Regions from separate parts of the Homo sapiens genome. Here region 2 is linked to region 1. The links are chromatin loops, found by intact Hi-C in ENCODE. Cell type or tissue: CD14-positive monocyte. All regions are shown on one strand.

The links. A loop is a pair of places that touch in the nucleus more often than their neighbours do. Peaks named below come from ENCODE experiments on the same cell type or tissue, not always from the same donor. Only the 100,000 strongest peaks of a DNase experiment are listed, where the experiment ranks them.
Region 2: it touches region 1 in a loop (2.9-fold over the local background); 2 of 110 quality-filtered maps call a loop at or near these places.

What each region holds. Positions count from the first base shown.
Region 1 is chr6:116,528,714-116,536,713 of GRCh38, reverse strand. The region is part of intron 3 of TRAPPC3L (trafficking protein particle complex subunit 3L); the gene reads left to right. It also overlaps a transcript of CALHM4 not described here. Among named protein-coding and RNA genes, the nearest start is that of TRAPPC3L, 13 kb to the left of the region's middle. In CD14-positive monocyte, CTCF peaks have their summits at 202, 403 (motif pointing left), 4,284 and 4,483 (motif pointing right); DNase peaks (open chromatin) are centred at 373 and 4,543; H3K27ac peaks cover 924 bases.
Region 2 is chr6:116,390,345-116,398,344 of GRCh38, reverse strand. All of the region lies in intron 1 of DSE (dermatan sulfate epimerase), which reads right to left. Among named protein-coding and RNA genes, the nearest start is that of DSE, 23 kb to the right of the region's middle. RefSeq lists an enhancer at 7,516-7,675. In CD14-positive monocyte, CTCF peaks have their summits at 4,520 and 4,720; DNase peaks (open chromatin) are centred at 4,694, 5,554 and 6,044; H3K4me3 peaks cover 734 bases; H3K27ac peaks cover 3,364 bases.

The DNA of each region.
Region 1 (8,000 bases):
ACCATCATCATCCGTCTCAAGTACTGAGCACCTAGAGACCATGGCACCCATAAAACTCATGATCTCTGTCCTGTCTCCAGGGAAGGAAAGAGAGAGAAGGAATGCATTTGAAGAGAATTGACTAGATGAAGAAACCTATGCCCAGACAGGAGAAGTGATCCCTCCCTCTGAGTTAGTAAAAAGACTACATGTAGGAACAGGTTTCCTGAACTTACACTGCACTCAGCACGCCTCTGCCTTTGCGAGAGAAGGACTGTGTAACTTCAGGTATTCATAACATTCCCCTCTCTTGTTTCCCTCACTAGTTTTTTTCTTCAAAGAGGAGGTCGGTCTGTCATTAGGCCTCTGACAATGTCTTTTAACAAGTAGTAGACTTAAGTTGCGCCATCTAGTGGTCTGAAAAGAAATCCCATGATAATGGCCAAATCATTGAAGGCAAAAATCTTTAGTTGACCTTGCATTTTATATAAAAAAAAGATGCCAAGTTAATTATAAAGTCTCATTCCTACAACATTAAAATTCATCCATTTTTAAAACAGAATTTTATAATATACAACTTAACTTTTTGTAGTAGTTACTTCAAAGTACAACTACAAATATTAAATAAGACATACTAATTTATTTTGAACATTTGTAAGTCAACAGCATTATAACATGGTATTGAAAAACTTTAATAGCATTGATATTTTCTTTATAAAAGTTCAAAGTAACTCCTACCTATTACCTGTATTTCCCTTATAAGAACCTTGTGAAATAAAAAGAACATCTATCATCTATCATTAGCCCCATTTTACTGATAGAATAATTGAGACTTATCTGCTATCACCATGGACACATAGTAAGAAAAGCCAGCTTAGAATTTAATTCTTTTGACCTTATTCTAGTGTTTTTTCCACAAACTAATTGTTTAAAATATATCTTTAAAGATATTTTTCTACTATGGTAACTGTTCTGAGAAAAATTTTGCAGTTGGTCTAAATGAAAATGTGTAATATTCAGTAGAATTACCATAGCTGATTTTAGTTGTAATAATGAAATATTAGATAATTCAACTGTTACTTACAGACCTATATGTCTTTCTGTTTATTATAAGGGAAAGTAGAAAGTGCAATTGCACCTGTCTCTGGTCAAAGAGCCAAAAAACCTCCTTAGTTATACAAAATATATTTTAGGGTTTCCAAACACATTTATGATAAAATAGTTTCGTTATTAGGAGAAGCTAATTAGAGATAAACTTGATCATTTAAATCAAGATGATTATAAAGGCTAGGCTTGACAATAATTATAATAATGTTGCCTTTTGAAAGTAGTTTGGACACAAGGAGCTGTGATCCTCACCAGTAGATGAGCACTGGCCTAACCATGTCCAATGTAGTGGAGATTAAAAAGGAAGAGTCCACATCCTGCTGATCCACATTCCCACTGTGTGACTCCAAGCAAGTTGCTTAAGCTGTCCAAACTTTGGTTTCCATATTTGTCAGAAGAGACCTCTTTCAGCTGTCATTCTTCTGAATTTCAGGTGTTATTTTCACTAGCTATCATCTGCACATTGAATTATAATCATAAATAGCTGAGTGTGGTGAATGTAGCTTCCAAAGCCTCCTGCAGAGCATCCATCCATACCTTCTAGTTACTGACAATGTTTATAACTGCTCGGCCTTGCACAAATTATGTTTGTCAAAGTTGAGAAGCTTTTTGCTCTCAGGTCCATGTCAATATGATGATTACTCTGAGGGACGTGGGGGAATTTATCATTTTTCAGTGTAAATATCACATTACTTTGTTGTCACAGTAAGAAGGGATTTTTAAATACAGCATAAAAAGACTTAAAAAACTTGAAACCCCGATTTTTAGGTTTAAAAAATCAGCATCTAATATACTGTACTTGTTGGAAATTCTGGAAAGCAAAAGAAGAGAACTTTTCTTTTATAGTATAAATTGAAATTTTACCTTAATTAAATAATGTGAGCAATGATTTTGGGGGATGAGTAATAAAAAATCAAGGAAATGATCATAGGAAGCAATATGAATGAGGGTGCCTAAAGCAGGGAAGTAAATCTAAGTGGTGAATTTTGTAAGCATAAACTCTAGGACAAAAGATTTAGGCACATAATCCAGAGAGAAAACAGAATAGCAGGGGGAATTTTTTTCCCAGTGGGTGAATCATTTTTATTTCAATAAAATGTTCCATTTGAGATTAGAGTTGAGTGTACACAGAAAAATTTCAGCAAATCATACTAGTCATATTTTTTTTTCTTCTGCTTCTGATCTGAATGCACAAGACTGCTATGACTGAATCTATAGGACGAATGAAAATATTTCAAGCCAAAACTCCTGAGCTGCTTTAGAATGGAGACAGCATGAGGGCTATAGATTTCCAATCTCCAATACAGATTTGAAGCACTGATTTGACACTTCAACAAGGATGTCCAAATCTGATTTTATTAGACATTTTCAGAGGGGAGTCCCACAGCTTGGAAGGCGAGCCAGAGAGGTTTCAGTCAGGAGACAGGAATCACACAATCATTTCAAAATGAAAGGTTGAATATAAAACATTATTAGCTATTTATAGGGGATTAGCTACTGAGAAAGGGGAAAAAAAAAACGCACTACAGAATTTATGGGTGAGAGTTGAGTACCCAAAGGAGGAATCCTTTTTAGACAGAGTTCCACTTCTTAAGGCTGGGATTCAAATCTTGTTGGGGAAGGTATGATTACAGACTATGGATAGTGGAGAAGGCTGCTGTGTTGCTAGACTCAGACTGCCGGCAGGGAACAATGGGCTAAACCTTGCAATCAGGAAACTCACATTAGGGTGTAAGTGGGCTGATGGGGACAGTAAGAAAACTATAAGCTGGAAGTAGCAAGTTAGGAAGGAAAGGCCACTGGGTATTCTATGCCCTGCCAGTCACAATTCACAGCAGGAGCAAGCCAACAAAAGGCACGCTAGAGACAGAAGAAAAGCCCCTTCTTCCTGCAGTGTCCCTGCAGCACCTTCTTCTGGCCAAGGAGAAATGTCTGCATGATGGAGCTCTAGCGTTACAAGTAGGGCATTGAACAGCAGGTTTTAAGCTGAGAGGCAATAATCTGACAACCAGTACAGAAGGCATGAGCCGAGCCAACCTGATTGTTACTTACATTTCTATTGCCGTTTTAAATTTTGGTGGCCTCACGTTTGACCCTATCCTACCTGCTCTCTCACGCTGGAATTATTCTGGCCACTCAGTGCAACTCTAGCTGTCTGGTGGAAGGAAGAGGTGGCAAATGAAGCCACGTGTTTTTCTTGCTAGAGTGGTGTCAACTTCTTGCCACTGAAGACACAAAATAGGCTGAAGAGCACAATTTTCAGTGTGCAAACTTTTCTTCTGAAATAAAGACTTTTTGTTAAATACTGTGAAATTTGTTAAATACAACCACTACCTCTTTTTTCCTACAAATTTCTTCAACTTCTGCAACCAAATCTATGTTCGCTTTCTCAATCCCTCCAATGACTATAAATCTACTGTCTCTATTTGACTGCTGTTAGAAGTGCTGTTAAATGACACTGTGGCCAAGAACTCCAGAATATCACCCGCCAATAATTTATACTTTCTTCCGTGGAAGCCCAAGGTGGTGATATGCAAGGATAAATGGCAGACTGGCCCTTAAGCTACCACCCAGTGAAAGATGTAGCTGGGGGCTTAGACTTAAAGCCTGCCAGTGGGTCTCATAGGCTTTAAATTAACCAAGTTGACGTTCTGAAATGTTCATTAGATCTTTCTGTGCCAAAGGGAGATAATTAGTTTGCATTATGTGAAGCAAGAGTTGTAATGTTAAGATAAGTAAGCAAAAATGACAAAGCAACTTTGTAAAGGTAAGGGAACCCATGATTAACCTTACTTAACCTACCTTTATTATGAAAGCAGAGCAATGTAAGTCTGCATTTTAGTTTAATGTTTTAATCAGTTTGTGAGATTCAATTTTATCGTGTTTTGTGCCTGTTGATCTTCCAACGATTTGCTGTTGACCAGCTTATTTTGTACATAGTTCCAGTCTACATCTAAAGAAAGCAAAAATGTTTCACAAAAGTGGAAGTAATACAGTTTCCCAAAGTTATGATAATACTAGTAAATTTTGTTTAATTTGATTCTTTATTGTATTAGCCAGTGAAGTTGCCTTTCATTTACAATTTCATTTCCCCATCAGATCTGTAAGTTTTTCCAAAGGAGGGATCATTTATAGCATTCTTGGGATTTGGTTCACCAGGTAAATCCACACCTGTTGACATTTATTAAATACTGTTAAAGTGAACTTAGAAAATACTAGAAAAACCGGCCGGGCGCGGTGGCTCACGCCTGTAATTCCCTCTCTCAGGGAGGCAAGACGCGGAAGGATAGCTTGAGCCCAGGAGTTCGAGACCTGCCTGGGCAATATAGCGAGACCCCGTTCTCCAGAAAAAGGAAAAAAAAGACAAAAAAGAGAGAAAATACTAGAAGAACTTTTCACATCTACACCCTGTTGCTCCTCCTAGTCTGTCCAGAAGAGGGCAGTGCTCCACATTTGTCTTTAAATGAAAGACTCCTACCCTGTCTGCTCAATACTAACACTACATGCAGAAGCAGCCCTCTTATTTCAAGCAATTTTCATTACACTGAAAATCAGTGCTCTAAAAGTACCTGGTTGTTCACAATAACAAATCCACAGCAACAAGATTTAAACTGCGGTAGGATCCTGAACAGGACAATAACTGATTCTTATTAAATAATGACAGCGAACTCAACTTGGTAATTTTATTGAAACATTTGTTTTTTCCATTATTGTTTATTATATTATATTTTAAAATTAAATATAAATTAAATATAAATAAATTTTAATTATATTAAATTGTATATTTATTATTGTTTTTTCCATTATTTATTATATGAGTGTAGAAGGTTTCAGAAGAGGGATATTCATTCTGCTACTCTGAGGTCAACTGTGATTTAAAATGCAAATATTAAGTAGGTAACCAAATCATTACATAGTGCATTTCATATTATTATGGAAAATGCTTGAAAATTATCCTAAAATTCATCATGGAGCCAAATTGTGTTAGGTAGACTCCTTTAGGTTACCAGCATTTGGTTTATGTCAGACCTTTAGGGTTTATTGTAGAGATATTCTGGGACACGATAATCAGACCCCATGAAAGAACCAAAATGGGAAAATCCTTACAGTTTTAGTCTATCTTGAACCCTCAGCAGCAAGTCTTTGTGGTTCTCTACTTCAGTCCTGTGCCATTTTCATGACTCAACCCTTCTCTGCTTGTTCTGCTCTTATAATTACCTACTAATATCTTTCCATTTTTCTTTTCCTTCTCTCCACCTCACTGCTTCTGGTGTTTCACAGTTTTTGTTGCCTCATGGCTTCTGCTTACTCTCTTTTCTCTGGGTGTCATTTGCATTCTGCCCAATCACCCAAACTGTGACTTTCTCTATGTGTTTCATATTTAAAGTCCCAAAAAGAGAGTCTTTAACCTGTCCAGCCAATCACTAGCCCTGTGTTAAGTAGAGTTTCATGCTAGGTCACTTCCAGGGCTCTAGCCAAGCTATGAACTGACTGTCCAGGCTCACAATGCCCACCCTAATCCATTAACTGTGGCCAGAATGGCAGGATAATTAGATAGAACATGGTGATCATAGGGAGCCCCTCAGGAAGGGAATCTGGGTATGAAAAACATTCCAAGATTTTCCAAAACAGGGCAAAGTAATTGACAAATATCTTGTTCTTCTTGTCTAGGAAATTAGTAACATATATATATATATATATATATATATATATATATATATATATGAGTCTCACTTTATCTATGAACCTTCTGCTCACATTATTTATGTTACTGATGCTGGTGTTTGTTTTTCTTTGTTTCAGAGCTAGAATTTGGGGCACGTAACTAGTGTTGCAGACTCCATTTAGTATGCTAACTGTAAGGTATTGAAGTAGACAAAACTGTCTTTGTTATACATTTGCAGATAATAATAAAGAAAGCAAACACTTCAAAATAAAATGACTCTGCACTTGGAAGCAGTCAAGTGAAACCACATTGTTAATGCAAAGTAAATATTTTAGACCATTAGCAAGAGTGGGGCAGACATTATTCAGAACAGTGAGCTCAGAGGAACGCTTTGGTAGAAGGGAGATAACTAAATTCTCCAAAGAAAAATGATGTTGTGCTACAATAGGTAGTATTAGGTTTCCCTTTGAACTTCTTATAAAGGAACCAATTACAAAAGTTTGCTCTGGTCATCTAATCCTGTGGGGCTTTTTCTTTTGTTACTCTTTTTTCTAAGTCTTTTTCAGTCCTTTCTCTTGACATTCTGTGTGTTTTCTTTTTTCAAAGAATGTTAGCAGAGACAATCTGATTTTTAATGTGAATAGGAAAAGTGCCCAGATGAAATGAACTTAAACCAGGGCATTCAAGTCAGAGACAGTAACATATCTTAGGCTGTTTTTTCCTTTTTCTTAAAAAGGAGGGGGGGTGGTTTGTTCCTTATGCTTCTGTATTTTACTTACTTTGCTTTTTTTTTCTAATTATATTTGGCTTCCTTCATTTTCTAAATAACATGCATCTTAAAAACAAATACTTCTCTAAAAGTCACCATATTTCACAATTCTGGGTCTAAGTCTAGATGTAATGCACCCAGTATGATGCACAACACTTGAATTTTGCTGCCATCATAATGCTGTGCATAAAATGGGGAGGCATTTTTTTTCCTGTCCTCTGAATGTTCTTTCTTTTACTAGGATGAATATGTAAAACTCAGTTTTAGAGTTGCTTTCCATTCCTCAACCCTCTTCCGCACACACTCCTCTTACACACAACTTACTTTATGGTATAGGCTCAGAAATGCAGCCTGGGGGCCATAAAATAAAAGACCTGGAACCTGTTTATTTTCATTCAATCTCTGCCCTTCACTTGGTTAAAATCTCTCACTGATATTGTGGAGACTGATTTTTGCTGATGGTCCTCTCAAAAAGTGACTCATTCATGCTGCATTCACCTCATGAGGGTGGAAGGCACATCATTGCAACTGCCTACCTGTCAACCTCACCAGATGACATGTAACTTCTGCCTTGCAGGACATGGAGAGGGGGTTCTGTGCTCTCCACATAGACACTGAAGGCAGATACGAATGGTGGACAACTTCCACTCAGCTCCAATCTACTTTACCTCGAGCAGCACAGTGCTCTGTCTACCAAAAGCAGCCTGACAGGAAATCCCTAACTGTAGGGTGGGAAGCAGGAGGGTGCATGGAGGCTACCCCATATTTCCCTTCCATTAGACAGCCAACAGTTGTGACTCTGTTAGTTACAAAGATTCTAAAATTTTTTAATATCTCGCCACTGTCTTATCTTAGAATAACATGTAAATAGATATTTGAGAAATTAGCTGTTATTGTACATGCCTCCCACCCCAGCCAAAAGATTGAAGTAGGAAACCCAGGTATTGGAACGGAACAGAGTCCCCAGGGTCTAGTGAGATTTGCAACCCAGGCATTCCTTACCACGCACAGAGCTGAAGGGTTGCAGCAAAGCCAAGTGAAAGGCTCAGTTATTCACCTGAAGAGTCAGGACAAATGTGGAGAACACAGGTTCACAACAAACCAGGTAGAAACAGGAGACCCGGTCAGAGAGAGCAGTTCTCAGCACAGTGTAGGCAGGGGAGGACCCAAGGGTAAAACACCGTATATGCCTCATTCTCAACATTTTTCTAAGATTACTAATCCCTGTAATCCCTCAACAACTACAACAACAAAGGAAACTTATCAGATAAGCCTAAAAATAAAATCTTTCTTTGCTCGTCCTGTTTTTCAAAGGCTAACTCAAAACCTAATTGTAAGAGCCTATTGAATTGCTTTTCTTTTTTCCACTCTTTTCAACATACTATATTAAAATAAAATAAGTGGGAGCCCTTGGTAAACAGGAATTGAATTCCATGGAAGTCACAGCCCAACACAACACAACATTCCAGAGAAGGCTGG
Region 2 (8,000 bases), 140 kb after region 1:
GATTTTTCTTCAAAGCCCCTTTTTTCAGTGGCAGATTTGTGCACTGGTTAAAAGAACATCTTTCAAATGTAGAAACACTAAAAAAAATAAAATAAAATCCCCAAAACCTCAGCCTAGTCAATGTCCCACATCTGGGATAAAGCAGGCAGAAAATCCCTCAGAGGAAAGTCAGGGAATTCTTAAAATTCTTAAGAGGGGAAAGGTTATAGAAAGCAGACCAGAAAAAGACAGTTTTATGTAAATAACGAACAGTGGTTTTCAATTATTAAAGGGAGAAACTGATGGTGGAAAATCAACCTCCCAAGCTGAACACAAACTGTTTTTCCAAGGAAAAACTGCCTCATCATATTTAGAAGAAGAAAAACTAATAATTTAACAGATATGGCAGATCAATCCACATTTTCAACTTGCTGTGTGTGTTTCCAAGAAAAAGGCAATGAGACATCATTTGAGGGTGCTACCTTATTCTGGAGTTTTTTATATTTCTACCTATATATGAAACTCGATGGCAGTGGTTTTGGTTTTGTAAAACATTTTACATTTATTTCAACAGCAGAACTTCTGATGAATAAAAAATTAATATAGCCATACTAAATAAAACATATGAAATAGAAATAACTCTTGGACTCTGCCAGTATTATGTCTAGCACCCAAAGTCTCAAGGCAGCTGGCAGGCTGGATCCTTCAAGGTCAGAGACCCAGCCAAAAGAAATAGTCTTCTGTGGTTATGCCTGAGGAGGGGTGTGGTCTCTGGCAGCACACAGAAATGGCTGGGTCTGAGGTAATGCTCAGTCCCCCCAGGGGCTTATTCCTTGCTCCATTTAGAGAACAATATACCGGCCAGGCACGGTGGCTCATGCCTGTAATCCCAGGACTTTGGGAGGCGGAGGCGGGCGGGCCCCTTGAGGTCAGGAGTTGAAGACCATCCTGGCCAAAATGGCGAAACCCCATCTCTACTAAAAATACAAAAATTAGCCAGGTGTGGTGGGGGGTGCCTGTATTCCCATCTACTCGGGAGGTTGAGGCAGGAATCGCTTGAACCTGGGAGGCGGAGGTTGCAGTGAGCCAAGATCCACCACTGCACTCCAGGCTGGGTGACAGAGAGAAACTCTATCTCAAAAAAAAAAAAAAAAAAAAGAAAGAAAGAGAATAATATACCGCTAACGATTAAAAAAAAATCCTGTATATATTAAGTCCCTAAAAGTCTAAGTCTGAATGCTCTCATCAATGCAATCAGCATTGTGGGGGTTTTAGACACTTTCTCCTTTAACTGAACCCCCATACACACACCCAACGTACATGCAGTGAAAGATCCCTCAACTACCAGCTTTTGAATGTGTGGGAGCTCAGGTGGATAGGGGAGTGGCTCCAGCTATGAGCATATGGGTAAGAAGGCATTAATACATGGAAACTAGAATTTTTCCATCTCACATTCTGTACAAACTTCCCCAAACGTGGGTAAGGTTAATTCATCATGTTCTTTGTCCTCCCCTATGCAACCACACTCCCACCCAGGCACAGAATCACTGTATATTCAGGACTGCTCCGAAGAGTCCCTCACACTGTGGGGCCTACATGCCTAACTCAGCAAAACTCACAATGTGACCCCTGCCACTTCTGCCACATTGCTTCCAGTTACGTAGGATATGTCTGAATATATTTAAACCAGAAAAGCTGATCCTGAAGCATAGAACCTCATTAAGATGTTGTTTTGGGAAGGATGCCATCTCAACATGCCAACTGTTATTGAAGGTTCTCTAGCTATTACTTTGAATTCGTGCAAGGGAGTCAGAGCAGCAAGGTTGTGCATTACTGTACATTTAAAATATTAATTTCCGTCAGAACACCACGTTAGCCAATGCAGAACCCATAGAGATTCTGCAGAACAATCATCTATGAAGACTGAGGAGAAAGAACCGTGGCATTCTCAATACCACAAATGGTGTACTACCTTCCCCATGCCCCACTCAGTGTGCTCAGCCCCCAGTGCTCTCCCAGCTATTAAGGCTTTTGTTGATTCACCCAAAGAGTTGATCTCTCTTGTATCTGGCACATACCTATATCACACCGGACTGTTTCGGTTGTTTACATGCAATGCCTCACAGAAGGTGAGAACCTTCTTCCTCTATGTATCATGGAGCTTAGCACTGAATCTGGCTTTTAAAAGGCAGCATGCTGGCTGTGCTGAACCAAATCCCTGGGCTTAGCTGTTGGTAGAGCAGACCTCATCAATAAAATAAGCATGGAGAAACTTTGTTCCCCCTTATTTGAAGCCAAGGAAAGTGTGGAACTTTCCAGAAAAAAAGTCCCTCTAGGAAACTAATGGGAGAAAACACGTATGAAGCCTAGAAACTTATGTAGCCTAAAAACTATCCACTAGTTTAAAAAGAAAAGAAATTAAATCTAACTAAAATCTAAACCAAACTTGTTTTAGGCTGATAACCTAAAAGAGGAAGTAATACCCACCCATCATTTTAAATCTGTCTAGAAAATTTCACTGAAAAATCTCTATTTCCAGTCATTGAGTTTTCTCTTTGACCTTCCACTCTAGACATTGTGTGTGCTCATTGTACAAAGAGAAGAGCCAAAATTAAATGAAAAGAGTGTTTCAAGATAATTTTAGGTGGACCAAAAATGGACAGGCTTTACGTTAATTTTACGTACTTATTTTAATGTGCATTATGAAAAACTATACCACATCAAACCTGAGATTTCTACAGATATGCAAAACTCCTGTTTAAAATATATTTAAATTTAAAAGTAAAAAAAAAGTAAATGGATATGGCAAAAATTGTTGAAGGTGGTACCTGAATAACTATAGTTTGAGAGATGCCAAAAATGCTTACCGAAACAAAGGGCATTAAAAGCTAATGAGTTTATGGGAATGGTCAGCCCCAACCCTCCCACTTTCTTTATTTTTTAGACGGAGTCTCGCTCTGTCGCCCAGGCTGGAGTGCAGTGGCCCGATCTCGGCTCACTGCAAGCTCTGCCTCCTGGGTTCACGCCATTCTCCTGCCTCAGCCTCCCCAGTAGCTGGGACTACAGGCACCCACCACCATGCCCAGCTAATATTTTGTATTTTTAGTAGAGATGGGGTTTCACCCTGTTAGCCAGGATGGTCTCGCTCTCTTGACCTCGTGATCCACCCGCCTCGGCCTCCCAAAGTGCTGGGATTACAGGCGTGCGCCACCGCGCCCAGCCAACCCTCCCACTTTCAACACTATGAAACAAACACAAACACACACACTATCTCAAAATGTGCCTTCTGTCCTGGAGAAATAAGTCTGAACTTCAAGATGTTTGTGCATGATCTCTCAAGCTATTCACCCCCTACTTCATTGTGTTTCAAAAACAGCAGAGCACTCCCAGGCCCTTTAAATCTTTAAGTTGCACTTCGCCCAGTTCAAGAGCATAGCATTTTCAACATGGCAAAATTACCAGCGACTCTCAGCAGCTGATGCTACTAATAAGTACTTTATCTACAACTCAATTCTCAGGCTGTTTCTGAATGATTCCATTGAGCATCATGTCCCCTGAAATTCTCTTTTTCCTCTTTTAACTCTACAACTTTCATGATCCACTTTTTCTTCCCATTCATTTGTCTTATGTCACACAACTTGGATAGTAAAACATTCTTAAATCTATGAGGTAGGAGGATCAGTTGAGGTCAGGAGTTTGAGACCAGCCTGGTCAACATAGTGAGACTCCATATCCACAAAAATAAAATAAAATAATAAAAAAATTAGCCAGATGTGGTGGCATGTGCCTGTAGTTCCAGCTACTCGGGAGGCTGAGGCAGGAGGATTGCTTGAGCTCAGGAGTTCGACGCTGCAGTGAGCTATAATTGTGCCACTGCACTCTAGCCTGGGTGACACAGTGAGACCTTGTCTTTAAAAAAAAAAAAAATCACGCTGTTACTGCTATAATTCAGATAGCAATTTGATCATCTCTCTGCCTGTATATATTCAGCAGTCCAAGTTTAGCATTACGTGTAGGCCAAGCCACGTGAATTATGAATTACAATTACCTTAAGCAGATCTTTATAAAGCAAAGATAGGCCCCAAATTATTTTGCTGTAATTCTGGTTCCAACAATCCACTGCAGCTATTATGATTCAGCAGTCACACAGAAAAACTTCGTTTCTGTGATCCTAAATGCTTTTCACATATTTGATCTTTTACTCTTCAATAACTTAATATAGCAAAATAGTATTATTTGTTCCACAATAAATTTCAGAGAAAGAACTAGAACTTGCACCTCCTAAATCCTAAGCCAAGATTCTTTCCTTTAACCAAACTAATTTGTGAGAATGTTCAATAACATTAAAAGTTCCATTTTTTTGCCATCCTTACACAAAGAAAGCACAGAAGAATATGCTGAGAAGAAAAAACTGAACACTAAACTAGTACATCAAGTTTCAAAAAAGATTTGGGTTTCAAATGATCTGGGACTGTTTATAGAATGAAACAAATGGTAGTACAAAAGTTCTTTCAATTCCACAGGCTTCAGAAAACAGAGAAAGTATAAGGATGGGAGAAAGAAATCACCCTGTAGAGAGTAAAACATGCCCCAAACTAAGATGGATTAAAAAACCCTCTTATAATATGTGCCAAATTTGAGGAACACAACATAATGATTAACAGTATGGGGCATGGAGTTGGGCAGACAAGAGCATAAATCTCAGCTCTGCTGCCTCCTAGCTTTGATCAACTGACGTCCACTCTCAAAACCTCCCTTCTGTCATCCACAAAATGAAATATGCTTCATGGGGTGATTAGACATGTGTGATGCACTTAGCATAGAACATGACATGAAGAGCTCAATAATATTTATAAAAAGGAAGATGTTTCAGACCTGCAAGATTATACTAACCTATTGATAAAATATTTTATTTGAAAGAAACTAAATCTTCATACTTTACAGGTAAAAATATAAGAACTATAGATGTTAACTGACTAGGGCCAGATCATACTGCTTATTAGAGACTTAGTTGAAATTGGAACACAATGCTTCTCACTCTTCAACACATCACTCATAGTAAGCTCATCACTCACTGGAAAGGAAAGTATACGACCCTTTAAATTTTTCAAGTGTTTGTTAGAGGTTTTGCCCCAAAGAAAAGAATAATAGATTAAATGAGCTATTAACTAAATTTTCTTCCTAGGGTCAGTAATTTAATTCTTCATATACAAAAGGCGACCACTTCTTTTTTCTCCTTTATTCTGTCAGGAGAAAGGCCTGCCGATCTAACAGCGACTGGGAAACACAGTCCCTGGCTGGAAAGCTGTTTCTTAGTAACACATTTATATTACGGAAGGAGTACATTAAAATTTAGGGGACACCTGCTGCCACTGCAAGGCGGATAGGTTAACCTCAGTACAGGGTCTGGTCCTGGCTCCATCACTGCCATCAGTATCTCAGCTGATCATCCTGGAGATGAGATGCTACTTAATGTTAGGCTTCCCTACCTCTCACATATGAAAAACCAGAATGTCAGCATATTCGTTTACCGTCAAGCAGATTGGGAAATATTTTCTGACTTCACAGGAAACCAACACAGGAAGTGAATTATTAGATAACTGTCTGGTGAACAAGTAAAGAATCAGAACAAAGGCAATGGGAAAGGCCCTGAACTTGGGGCAACTTGACCAGTTAAGATCGCTACCATAACTTCATTTGAAGGAGGCTGCTGAAATTGCCAGCAGCTGTCACAGATGTCCTTGGGGGTATCATTAAAGACAAAATTTTAAAAACTGAGTTGTAATCATATTTAGAAAACAAGAGTGAAATGTACATCCCCTATAGCTCCTGCCACCACACCCGCCAAGCTCAGCCTAAGAGCAGCTGCTCCAGTTTGCTCAACTTAATGGATGGGCCCCATAGTTAGTTACATGATTAGGAATAATCCCCCACACTAGAACCAGTGTGCCCATATCCATGGCAAGATTGAACAGGCAGACCCGACAAATGAATGTTCCTGACGTTGCACCCTCTCCCGTGGAAAACAGACAGATGTTGCCGAGGTTAGGCACTGTGACTCGCTTGCTCATGCTTCCATTTAAGTCCAAGTTCCCTCCTCCTTCAGGCCTCCATTGAAGTTTTAGGAAAACCCTGATTGCCTGAGAGCATTAGGATATACTAGACAGGGCTGCATTGCCTTCTCTGATCCATTTTAGGATTTAACTCTCAGAGAAACCTTCCAAGTGCTTTGGGGAACACCTTGCTGTGGTCTCACATACTATTTCACTGTTGCTACATATTTTAACTATAGTAATAAAATGCATATATTTTAAAAGGTCTCCTCACTTTTCTATTTCAGTTTTATTAAATGCATAATTAAAATAATTTTTTGAAGAATGTTTCCTCAATACCAAAGTAAAACCTTACATGTCCTTGGTAAATTTTTGTAGTGAAATAAATCTAACCTTATTCTTAAATATGTCAAATCCTAAGAAAACCTATGGCTTTGGTACTGCAGAATCGTTCCCTAAAATTATACTCCCTGATGTGTAAAGCCCGTGGACTCAGACAAAAAGGAAAATCTTAAAACTGAGAGCTCCTTTTTTTTTTTTTTTTTTTTAAGACGGAGTCTCGCTCTGTTGCCCAGGCTGGAGTGCAGTGGAGCAATCTTGGCTCACTGCAAGCTCCACCTCCTAGGTTCATGCCATTCTCCTGCCTCAGCCTCCCAAGCAGTGGGACTACAGGCACCCGCCACCACGCCCAGCTAATTTTTTGTATTTTTAGTAGAGACGGGGTTTCACCATGTTAGCCAGGATGGTCTCGATCTCCTGACCTCGTGATCCGCCCGCCTCAGCCTCCCTAAGTGCTGGGATTACAGGCGTGAGCCACAGTGCCTGGCCAAAACCGAGAGCTCTTAATCAAAATCAAGAATACTTTTGCTCCCTAAAAGGTAATTTCCAAACAAAAATCCACAATATGAAATGATAGTATATGGAACCTCCAAGAATTTGCACACGCTGCTGAAGGAGTAATTAGAAACCTGAGGCCACACAGCAAAACCACACCATGTATAATAACGGTGTTCACCACCTTAAAATACAACATTAAAAAAAAACTTTAGGTCAGGCTTTTATTAACTGCAGCTCTGTACAGTCAAAGAACATTTCTATCATTGTCCCCTGAAAGGTTTTCATGAAGACAGCACACTTTTTCATTATATAATGTGAAGCCCACTTTCTTTGTTATACCAGTGATGATAATTGTATAACTTCCTTATATTAGAATAATTCATGTAAAATATGTTTAAAGTGCTCACAAACATTTTCTGATGTCAAGTCTGAAGGGTTCCTCCCCCATCCACCAGAGACCACCTGAGTGAGAAATGTAGTGGCTATCTAACTAAATTCATAATTTAGTGGTAGAGGTTAGCCTGGTGCATGTTACTACTAAACTACAAACCATTAGTATCCAGCTTTTCAGAGATTGGTTATCATTTCATATGTAGAAAAAAAGTAAAATCTGTATTATTTTCATGGAGGCAAAGGGAAACGAGGGTAGAGATACGAGTGTACAAACGTCACTTATGAGAGTACTGGGGCATCTAATTTTGCTTACAGAAGGCCAAAAGAGAAAATGAAACGGTTACACTTTCTAAGATAAGCTATAAATAAATTCTAGCTTATCTAGCAGTCTAACAATTGAAGATCTTCTGATTAGTATTTCTTTATTACAATTTTAGTTGATTTTCTTAATGATGGTTTTAGAATACACTATTCTAAATTATTTTCAGAATTTTTTATTTTAATATTATTTTCAGAAGTTAATATTGAGCATAATTAAGTGTATTTTTTATGCTGAATCACTTAAAAAGTAGTAATTTTTGCCTGTTATGCTTTGCAGTGCATTGTGATCCAGTACTGGAATATCAATTCCTTACCCAAGTTGGGGATAAGAATTTCTTATAAATACCAATAAATTCTACTATGTATTGAAAAAGTATTAAATCCAGGAATTATGGGCCAGGCACAGTGGCTCATGCC